2 separate regions of the Homo sapiens genome follow, and region 1 is linked to region 2. Evidence: chromatin loops called from intact Hi-C (ENCODE). Cell type or tissue: dorsolateral prefrontal cortex. All regions are shown on one strand. Links, peaks and the distances in the headings refer to the core of each region. The heading gives the core; the rest is flanking DNA.

The links. Peaks named below come from ENCODE experiments on the same cell type or tissue, not always from the same donor. Only the 100,000 strongest peaks of a DNase experiment are listed, where the experiment ranks them.
Region 1: a loop joins it to region 2, with 2.0 times the contacts of the local background. A loop is called at or near these places in 1 of 110 quality-filtered maps.

What each region holds. Positions count from the first base shown.
Region 1 is chr7:92,351,721-92,357,102 of GRCh38, reverse strand. It overlaps ANKIB1 (ankyrin repeat and IBR domain containing 1), which reads right to left. Exons shown (of 20, transcript NM_019004.2): 9 at 4,461-4,627. Among named protein-coding and RNA genes, the nearest start is that of GATAD1, 93 kb to the left of the region's middle. In dorsolateral prefrontal cortex, for the core only: no CTCF peak of the experiment used is centred there; no DNase peak of the experiment used is centred there; H3K27ac peaks cover 2,089 bases.
Region 2 is chr7:92,421,741-92,427,122 of GRCh38, reverse strand. It overlaps the pseudogene TMBIM7P. Among named protein-coding and RNA genes, the nearest start is that of GATAD1, 23 kb to the left of the region's middle. RefSeq lists a silencer at 2,277-2,396 and an enhancer at 3,654-4,154. In dorsolateral prefrontal cortex, for the core only: CTCF peaks have their summits at 2,175 and 2,376 (motif pointing left); DNase peaks (open chromatin) are centred at 1,326 and 2,382; H3K4me3 peaks cover 1,468 bases.

The sequences.
Region 1 (5,382 bases), core at 134-5,133, 70 kb after region 2:
CTAAAGGGCTCTGGAAAAGGAAAAAACCTTCCACTGAAGTTTTAAAATTTATTACTTGATGGAAGAAATTCATATCCAGAAGTTGGCAATTTCAGTTCAATGCCATTTTAGAACTTTTTATTAATAAGCAATTCTGAGTGAATTAAGTAGAAATCTTCATTTTTATGATTCTCCCCTTTAGCTAACATTTTTTAGGATACCAAGCAATGTTCTAAATACTTCACATGTACTGACTCACTTAATTCTCTTAACATCTCTTTGTAACTGGTACTATTTATCCCCATTTTACATGCACAGAGAGGTTCAGTAACCTATCAAAGGCCATACAAGTAAAGAGTGGATAAGCTAAAATTTGAAGCTAAATAGTTTTTGGTTCTGGAACTTGCACTGTATGTTGACTGCATCAGATAGGAAGGCTTTATTTTATCATATTATTTTAGGAGAGGATGTTTATCACCAAGCCACAGAGCTAGTTAGTGGCAGAGCTGTCTCACAGGCAGGTCCTGTATCTCCCAGATTATTATAACTCTGTACTGTGTTGAAATTTGATAAATTGAACCCTCAAGTGGCATTTATTTATGCAGATGTGCTACTCTGCAGAGAGTACACATGATATTTAAATAAGGTCTTATGATTGAACTGCCAAATAAGTAGTATCATGTTTTTATTTCTGGGCCTGTGAAGAGCTGGAAAATGTTTTGCTAGTTGGCAGGAGTCTGATACTTAAATAGCTAGATACTGCCAATCTAGAAAAATCTATTTTTCCATAACTAGAGCTGTTAATCTAAGGGCTTAAAACTGGTTTTGTAAGAAAAGATGAGACACAATTATTAGGTCTACACATACAGATTGCTTCATCTATTTTGTCCAGAGGATTCCAGGAGAGTCCCTTGGCCTGTGAGGTCTGTGCAGAGGGAGATGATGCATGCAACTACTGCTCTGAATAAAGAAGTAGGTATTGATCAAAACCCTTATTGTGAATGTTGGAGAAAAAAGTACTCACTTTCAGACTTTTCTCCAAACTTGAAAAGTCTGTACATTGTACTCTGATCCACTGGAAACTTAAGTGGACTAGAAACCTGATACTGTGGTTTCTCAAGTTGTACATCACTATGATTCAAAAATTTGTTCCTTTTAAAGACTTTTTTGCACAGTTTCAGTAAATAAATGCTCAACCGCTAGGTAATATAAACTCTACCTTATTATTACTATTACTATTATTATTATTATTATTATTATTATTATTATTATTATGAGACGGAGTCTCGCTCCGTTGCCTGGGCTGGAGTGCAGTGGCTTGATCTCGGCTCACTGCAACTTCTGCCTCCCAGGTTCAAGCGATTCTCCTGCCTCAGCCTCCCGAATATCTGGAACTACAGGAGCATGCCACCACGCCTGGCTAATTTTTTGTATTTTTAGTAGAGACAGGGTTTCACTGTGTTACCCAGGATGGTCTCGATCTCCTGACCTCATGATCCCCCTGCCTCGGCCTCCCAAAGTGTTGGGATTACAGGCGTGAGCCACCACACCTGGCACCATATTATTATTTAGAATATTTCCTGCCAATCAATTTCAGCGAATAAAATATGTTTGACTGTCTATGTGTTTAGAAGAGAAATTCCAAATAAGGTTTTCAGTTTTCAATTCACACTGGTGATTAAAAGGGACCAGAGTAAAAAGAGAGGAAAGAAATGGCCACCATACCATCTTAAGTTTGGTGGCCAAGAAGTATTTCTGACAACAAATCTGTGAAGAGTTGTCTCAGAGAAGAGAGACACTTTGTGTCAGTTCAGAAGACAGAGAAGTTACACAGTAGCATATTTTACTTAATTAAAAAGAAAAAAAAAGAGGAAAAGTCATTGGTTTAAGTCAGAACCCATCTAAGTTTTGAATATTGTCTTGAGATAATTTTTCCCAGATCACACAAATTGTAATTATAAAGGCTAGGGGGAGAAACCATGCTAGCTTCAGTTACAAAGGGCATGGAACTTTGTGAACAGGTAGAGAAGGGTATCCTGTGGTGGGAAGGGGAATGCCTATTAATACTACTTGTCTCCCAACAACGAATATATTTAGTTATATCTATGCAGATATCTCCTGGGTATGGCTCAACTGTTTCTGTCATATATAGTTCTTGAAAAGAAGAAATTATTATTGTCGTTTGTTGTTTTTGTAGTCATCTTTAGAAAATTACTTCTGAGATTTTGAAGAAGGAGAAGCAAAACCAGAATCATTTGCGTTTAATTTGTGAAGATCTCTCTTGTAAAGCGTCTTTTTGCGTGAACAGATTTTGCTTCTCATTGAAATAAGAGATAAGAGCAACAGAAAGCATATGACAATTTCCACTTAGATTTTAAAATTACAGACAAAGCTTTTATACTATATGAATAAGGGTATAAAGCTAAGAATGCAAAAAAACAGGAACTGTAAATTAATGCCTAGAGACATCAAGTAGGCAATGCAAAAAAAATCCATCCTATAACTTAATAAATACCAAAACTGAAAGACAAAAGATTAAGCTGAAGAACTTAAATCTGAGTTTGTCCTTCACTAAAACTTATTTTTATTTCATTTAAGTCTCTTCCTCTCTGGTGCTATGTCCAAAAAATGATGATTTTGTTAGGTTCTCTACTACCCTAATGAATAGGAGAAAGAGTAAATAATTACCAAGTGTGACCTTAGTCCATGTGGCCATTCACATGGACTCACATGTGAGTTTATCCCTTGAACTGGGATAAAACTCAAAGTAGGGCCCGTGATCTTGGTATATAGTCTCCAATGCATCTTGAGTATAACCAGCCTGATATTTTGGGGTATGAGAAAAAGTAAGCTGATGTATTTCTCCAAATGTTATTCTAGAAATTTACAGTTTATAGCATCATCTATGTTTATAGAGTCTGACCTATATTGGTAGGTTTTTTCCATTAGCTTTCTTATCTTCAGTCAAACCAAACTTATTATTACTTGCAGCATACAAAGAGAATGGGGACAAACTCAAGAAATTAAAAGCTAAACTACACTGAAAACTGGTAAAAGCTAGATCACAGAAACCACAGTGCTTAAGAAGACAATGCCAATCAAAGTTTCTTCTTTTCCCTTCAAAACTTAATTTTTCTCTGATCTCTGCAAAAGCTAATCTTTTTATCTTTTAGACATTTTCCTAATTTATGTTTTCCTTCTTCATAGCTTCTCCAACTAATCCTCTAAATCAGCCTTTTTCAACCAGGATTCCAGTTTTGTGGGCCATGAAGTCTCTGTCTCAGCTGCTCAATTCTGCTGTCATTGCCCAAAAGCAGGCACAGACAATACATAAATAAAGTGACATGAAATGGTGTGGCTGTGTTCCAGCAAAATGTTATGTTTAATAATAAGTATAGACAATAGTTTGCTGAACCTTGACTTAGAGTCAGGGGTTTGCAGTTCAATAAATACTTTTAACTAATGATGATGGCGAAGGTAAGAAGTAGACCAGGGTAGGGATAGTTCCATAACTATACCTTCCTACTATACAGCAGTGATACACTTAGTTTCTGGTTTCTGATAAGCATAAAAGTAAAGACTAAAATTTCATATCCACCTAAGTGTATCCATGCATATGTGCTAATTCTGGAAATGAGCAAAAAACAGAATAAATACTGTAGCTTTTTTCTTTTTTATCATTTACTTAAAACAGTTAACTGAATCTTCTATGAATAAGTAGAGTGCTGATGGCTGACACATATATAGTCAAAAGAGTATTCAGAGTTACATATCCTTTCCAATACTGATTTATCATCAGTTTGTACTTATTGAGTACTATCAGGCACTAGAAACTAAGCAAAACACAAGAAACAACGAGCCTGCAGTCATTGATTCCTGACTAGAACTGTTCATTAGCATCTCCTGGGAAATTTTTAATTTTCTTTTTTTAGAGCCCCACTCAAAAACCTACTAAATCAAAATCTTACTTGTTAGGGCCCAAGATAAAATTTTGTAAAAGGGACCTTGGTAATTTTGGGAGCTCCTGGTGAAGAATCACTGCTAGAGGCTTATATTTTTAATGAAACGTTAAACTCTAAACATTTTCTAATCTATGGTCAGCAATTTGGTATTATAGTTTAGGCACATGGGCTTTAAATCAAACAGCTGGGTTCTAATCCCATTTCTGCCAATTCCTAGCTGTATACCCCTGGGGAACTTCTCTGTGCCTGAGTTTGTTTATCTGTAAAATGGGCATAATAACATCAACTCAACTCAGCATTGTTGGGAGAATTCAATATGTAAAAAATAGCTGGTGTAGTGCCTGGCACACACTAAGCACACAACAAATATGAACTATTACTACTTCTTACACATTTCTTAAATTAAGAAGAATACTATCAAGTATACTACAATTTAAAGGCCTGACTCAAGGTGCAAAGTCTTTAATAACTATTGGAAAGAAAGGTGATTAGGCTGATTCCAACTTGTCTTATACTAACCAGCAGAAGAGGTGTCCTTTTCCACAATCAACAGCAGGAGCTCTCAGCAATGGGAAGCTGAGTGTATCAGATCCAGATGTATTTGACCCTTGTTTCGTTAGTCTTACTGCTCTGTCACAGCCTGGAGTAGGACACCATTTAATGGCAGGATTATTTTCAACAAAGGCCTGTTTAAACAGCAATAACAAAACACAAAAGAAAATATTTTAATGCTAAATTCTAATACAGAGTGTACCTCTATGGTAATTTACTATAAAGCAAAGAAAGAAAAAGAGTGAAATAAAATGCATGGAGTTGTCAGTCTCAAGAAATTTAAATAGTACTGCAAAGTACTGAAAAAATTATTAAGGGGAAAGTGGCAATTAACTTAGTAACAAAATTATTTTTAAAATTTATGTTTTCTTTAATCTAAAAACCATGTAAATGATGATAAAGCAAAAATGTAATTGTTTGCACAGAAAATATGTAATTTTAAAATGTTTTCTCATACAATGTGTCACTTTTTGATGAATATAATTCTTAAGTAGAAACATGCATGTAGCTGTATTAGAACAGTAAATTTCTAAATGGTACCCAAATAATACATAATAATCAATATTATACTTTCTATGTTAAAGAGGGGGGTTGGGCACAGTGGCTCACGCCTGTAATCCTAGCACTTTGGGAGGCTGAGGCAGGCGGATCACCTAAGGTTGGGAGTTGGAGAACAGCTTGGCCAACATGGAGAAACCCCATCTCTACTAAAAATACAAAAATTAGCCGGGAGTGGTAGTGGGCGCCCGTAATCCCAGCTACTCTTAAGGCTGAGGCACAAGAAAGGCTTGAACCTTGGACGCAGAGGTTGCAGTGAGCTGAGACCACACCACTGCACTCCAGCCTGGGAGACAGAATGAGACTCCGTCTCCAAAAAAAAAAAAAAAAA
Region 2 (5,382 bases), core at 164-5,163:
AAGTGAAGATTTCACGGGACCTCTTTATCTCTCTGCAACTTCCTGTGAATCTATAATTATTTTAAAATAAAAATATTTTAATGCCCCATAAGCTATCTGTGGATGGAAATGAGAAAAGTTAATTTTAAAAGCTAAGAAGGCCGGGCGCAGTGGCTCACGCCTGTAATCCCAGCACTTTGGGAGGCCGAGGAGGGCAGATCACCTGAGGTCTGGAGTTCGTAGACCAGCCTGGCCAACATGGTGAAACCCCATCTCTACTAAAAATACAAAAATTAGCCGGGCGTGGTGGCAGGCACCTGTAATCCCAGCTACTCGGGAGGCTGAGGCAGGAGACTCGCTTGAACCCGGGAGGTGGAGGTTGCAGTGAGACGAGATCGCGCCATTGCACTCCAGTCTGGGCGACAAGAGCGAGACTTTGTCTCAAAAAAAAAAAAAAAAACAAAACTAAGAAAAGGCAAAAATAATAATTAACATTTTTGTTTATAATACTATGAGATAAGTAAGATCATGGTAAGTATTACTATGATCTATATCTACATCTATTTATCTCTGTATAATATACGCTATGATATAGTCTGTGAAAGCAAATAACACGTGGTTTTAAATTATCCTCCAGCTCAGCATTTTTTGCCATACTTATTATACTTGATTGCTGTGGGAATCTCCCCCGTCAGGTGCCTGCAGATTACATTCTCCTGGGATTCTTTGTAAGTAAACCTTGACAGCACCTGTTCTAGTTCACCTCTGAAATATATTTTTGTCGCGTTATTAAATTCATTCATTTTATTGTGGAAACTCTTCCTGTGGAACAATACAGATAGAAATTACTTGTGAAACATTCTCTTGGCGGAATTTTGTTTGTAATGAAGTAGTAAACTTATGAGATGGTATCACACCCTTTGAGCAGATTAGGGGATCTGGGCATCTGGGCGACTTCCTGCTGGCACACTTGCCTCTGATGAGGGCACCTTGGGGAGCGCACTCCCGAGTCTGGGCTGCACTTCAGGAACAGTTAACCTGACTGTTGCTGGGACCCCTCTCAGGTGCAAACACATTTCGTTATGGAGAGTGGATTCCACGTCTAGTTCACAAAGTCGTGTGCAAGAAGTTTATATTTCTTTATTCTTGTAAAATGTATTTTATTTCTTCTTGAAGTCCCACTGGAAGCAGAACCCATCTCTGAGCGAGGTTCTCCCTCATTTCCACAGCTTGAGATGCATCTCAGCTCATGAGGGCTTTCCCAGCACCGCAGAGTCAGGGGCTGAGAGGGCTCTCCTGATTTAACTGCGGCTTGGTTCCTGGTCCCGCGTTCCGGGTTCCCCAGCGCCTCATTGTGGTGGCTTCCACTCACAAGGCTTCGCCACATCTGCCCATTTTCTGTCGTTGGTGCCACCCTAGACCACAGAACCCAGGGTGGCTCCCTTTCTTGCAGCCAATTCCTTTCTGTGCTGCCCACAGAAACCCCAGGATCGTGCCAGCTCTCAGCAGGTACCTGAAGCTCCTAGATTTTTCTAAACCTGAATAGAACTCGAATTTCCACCAGTTTCCCTGCATTCCAACTCAGGGCTTAGCTCCCCAAAGGTCGCAGGGCTCCTCCCCAGGGACCCGGCATCCTCCAGGAGTCAGGCGGGTCAAGCCAAACCTCTTGCCTCCCGGAGGTGTGGTCTCTCTGAAGCTCACAGATAGTAACTCCGAGAGTGTTTGGGTCCTCTTATGAAAACCCAGAACCGTCTCAGTATGATTCAGGAGATTGTCAGCAAACAATTCTTTCTTTTTTTTTTTGGAGACGAAGTCTCTCGCTCTTGTCGCCCAGGCTGGAGTGCAATGGCACGATCTCGGCTCACTGCAACCTCCGCCTCCCAGGTTCAAGCGATTCTCCTGCCTCAGCCTCCCGAGTACCTGGGATTATAGGTGCATACCACCACGCCCGGCTAATTTTTGTATTTTTAGTAGAGATGGGGTTTCACCATGTTGGCCAGGCTGGTCTAAGAAATCCTGACCTCAGGTGATCCGCCTGCCTCGGCCTCCCAAAGTGCTGGGATTACAGATGTGAGCAACCGCGCCCGGCCAGCAAACGATTCTTTTTTGGGGAAGGTTGGCATTTCTTCCCAAGCAGTGTTGATCATTCTTTCACGGGAAGATTTATTTACCAATTGATTTATTCCCCATCTGATTCCAAATAAGACTTGAGGTGGCTTATAAAAATATCCATAATATACGAAGATAAGATCAATTAATGGAGAAATCTGATGAAAGGAAAAATGGGCTAGAAAATAAAGATAATGGTTAGATTAGTGTACAAAATGCATCAAGTCCTATGCACGCGTCTGGAGCCTAGGTTTGGTTCTGCGCCCCCTGGTGGTCAAAGTGAGCAAGAACACGTGACCGTCGGTGAGACTCAGCACCAGTACGGTGTAGCGACCCTGGGGATTTACATGCTGGGAGGAATAGCTAGCTCCTGAGGCTGGAGAAGACGGGCTGCCTGCTGTCCACGTTTGGACATTGCCTCACCTGCCAAAGCATGGAGGAGGCTTCCTTAGCTGGTGTGGGTACCCTGTTCACTGCCCGGGCCAGCAGTGGGGTGTCCCAGTTCCTGCACTGACAGCACAGATCACACTCAGAACGGGGCGGGGCTGGAAGCCAGACAGAGGCGGGAATCTGGGAGCCGAGACGGTGGGGGAAGGGCGACAGGAGGGCGTGCTGGTTTCCCAGAAATGTTTGAGTTTTTTACTTAAAAATTTTAAATGGCCTTAACGTTTATTACAAGAGATAAAAGTTATTGGTCTCCAAGGAAGCTCTCATCTCTGAGGTTTTGCTGTTTATCTCAAAGCAAGTAACGGCTTAAAAGAAGAGATATTATACAGGGGCAAAGCATTAGTTATGTTTTCCAGACTTAACCTCATGCCCAAGGGTTAAAAGATATATGGGAAAAAGCCCATTTCAGAAAAGGAGTTGAGGGAAAAAAGGAAAACACATTTCACTGACAACAGCTTTTGTCCCATAGAATTTTGGCCTCTTGAGCCCATGTTCTGAGCTCTTGAAGTCTTCAGACAGTTGTGACTTCCACGGCCTCTTCCTATTCTCTCTTCCACTCTTTCAAAAACCGAAAGCCATTTTCTAGCTTGAAACCATTTCCTCTTCTCTCTCCCTGTCTCCTCCCAGTCGCTCCCAATTACACATACAGTCACACATTTACACACACAACACACAGTCACACACACTCCACACCCCCTCATGCCATTCGCACCACACACACCCCTTACGCCACATACACACACACAGTCACACACACACCACACATTTACACACACCACTCATAGCACATACACACACAGTCATACACACACCACACATTTACACACACTACTCATACCACATACACCACATACACATGCACACTCACACACTTACACATATTACACAGACACACAGGCACACACACCACACACACCTCACTCAAACTCACATATACACCATCCACACCACACACATGTACACCTCCTTCATGTGCTGCTGGAGCTGGAGAAATAGGAAGCAACCGATCCAGTATAAGAGGAAGAAAGTCATCTGGAGAGGAAGGCTGGAAGCAAGCACATTATTAAATATCATTTGTATGGAGACTAGATACACTGTTTTCCCTATAATGGAAATAGAGAAAGCCAACTTAATTAAGTTGTACAAAGTAGAGAATCAGGCAATTACCCACTGGGTTTGGAGATGCCAGAGGGGCAACCCAGGACTTTGGAGACTCCACTTCTTTCCCAGCCTCTGCTCCTGGCCATCCTTGGCCAGCGGGAGTTCAAAGCCTTCTCTCGCAGGCCTCGTACTAGGATGGGCCTTCATTTTTACCCCTGGAGACTGGAGGAGTCTTTCCTGGCTCTGCCCGTGGACCAGTGGGTCAGCCCAGTCTCTGGATTTGCCTCTGGCAGAGCAGCCTTGGAGCTGGGCATGCCTTCAGCCCTGCGGCCACTGCTCTGTTGTCCTCATGCCTTGGTGGGCCTGACTGTGGGCCTGGGCACAACCTCAGTGCCTTTCTTGGTCTCATCCTCCAGCCTGACTGCCTGCTGGCTCTCAGCCCCTGCCCCTATCCCACCTTTCCCCGCACCCCTGGCTCTATTTGGGTGATGACAGTCCTCCTAAGCCCAGGACTGCACCTGCAGACGCAGCTCCACACTCTGCTCTGCCAGTATCTGCCCTCCAGCCCCATCTCCGGCACTGGGAAGACCTTGTTTCTCATCCCATGTCTGAGGTTGGAAGGCTGTCCCTCAGGTGCCTTGGAAAGCATCTGTACCCAGAATGTTATGAAGCTTAGATACCGCATATCCTGTCCTGATGAAACATTGATACAGTGTGGATGGCCCCCTTTGATGAATGACAATATGGTCTACAAATGAACCTTTTTACCTTGGTTTCTACATTCATAATTAATACATGTTCAATTCACTGAGTATGTTAAAGTTACTATTGTGTTCAAAGAAATGTTTACTAATAAATAATTTTCTCTTGTCCATCATAGGGAGGATGTTACAGAAATACTGAATTCTATTCATTCCCCATAGTTGCCCTGTGGCTGTGTGTACCAGGCTGTGCATATTCCGCCTTGCTCCCTAGACCCTGCTCAGAAGCACACCCCTCAAATCACCTCTTCTGGATTCCGGGCCTCGCCCCCATGCCTCGGGAAGCAGGCTTCTGATTTATTGTGAATTTTGTTTTTAGACAGCTCTTCAAGGTCTGCAGCTAGGAGCCGTATCAGTGTGAGTCTTTGATACACATTTCCTTTGATTTGTGTGTGCTTTTCTCGGAATGTATGTGAACAATAATCACAGTCTCTGGTTTTAGTTTCTACAAGGCCGAGGAAGTGTCATGGGCAACAGCTGCAACCACTCTGGTGATGCTAGCACTCACTTTGTTTGCTCTACAAACAAAAGTAGGTATTATTGAAGGGAGTGTGCCAGGTATGTCCCTTTGTCCCCAACCCATTTTCCTATGCCTTCCCCTGCTCTCTCAGTCCTGGAGGTCTCACCTCCAGGGCCCTCTTGCCTTAGGGCTTTCCATGGGCTTTGGCCAATGGGGAGTTCCAGCTGGAGACAGGAGGCAGGAAGAGAGAGGTACTGATTCCTATGGCTTCCTCCCAATGACAAGTTCCTCTTGGGCTAGCGGTGTGCCTTAGCAAGATTCACTGCCTGTCACAAGGTGGCCAACTCAACACAACCTTCTGGACTCCTGTAACTGCCCCCTCTCCTTTCCTCTTTGGGCCTGGGGCTGGTAACAGCTCTTTGGCTGGCTGCCAGACTAGCTTACTTCACTACCCGTTCTGGTTGCCTGCAGACACTTCTGTGGAGAGTTCCTTTACAAACAAACCCTCCTCAAATCATCCTATTT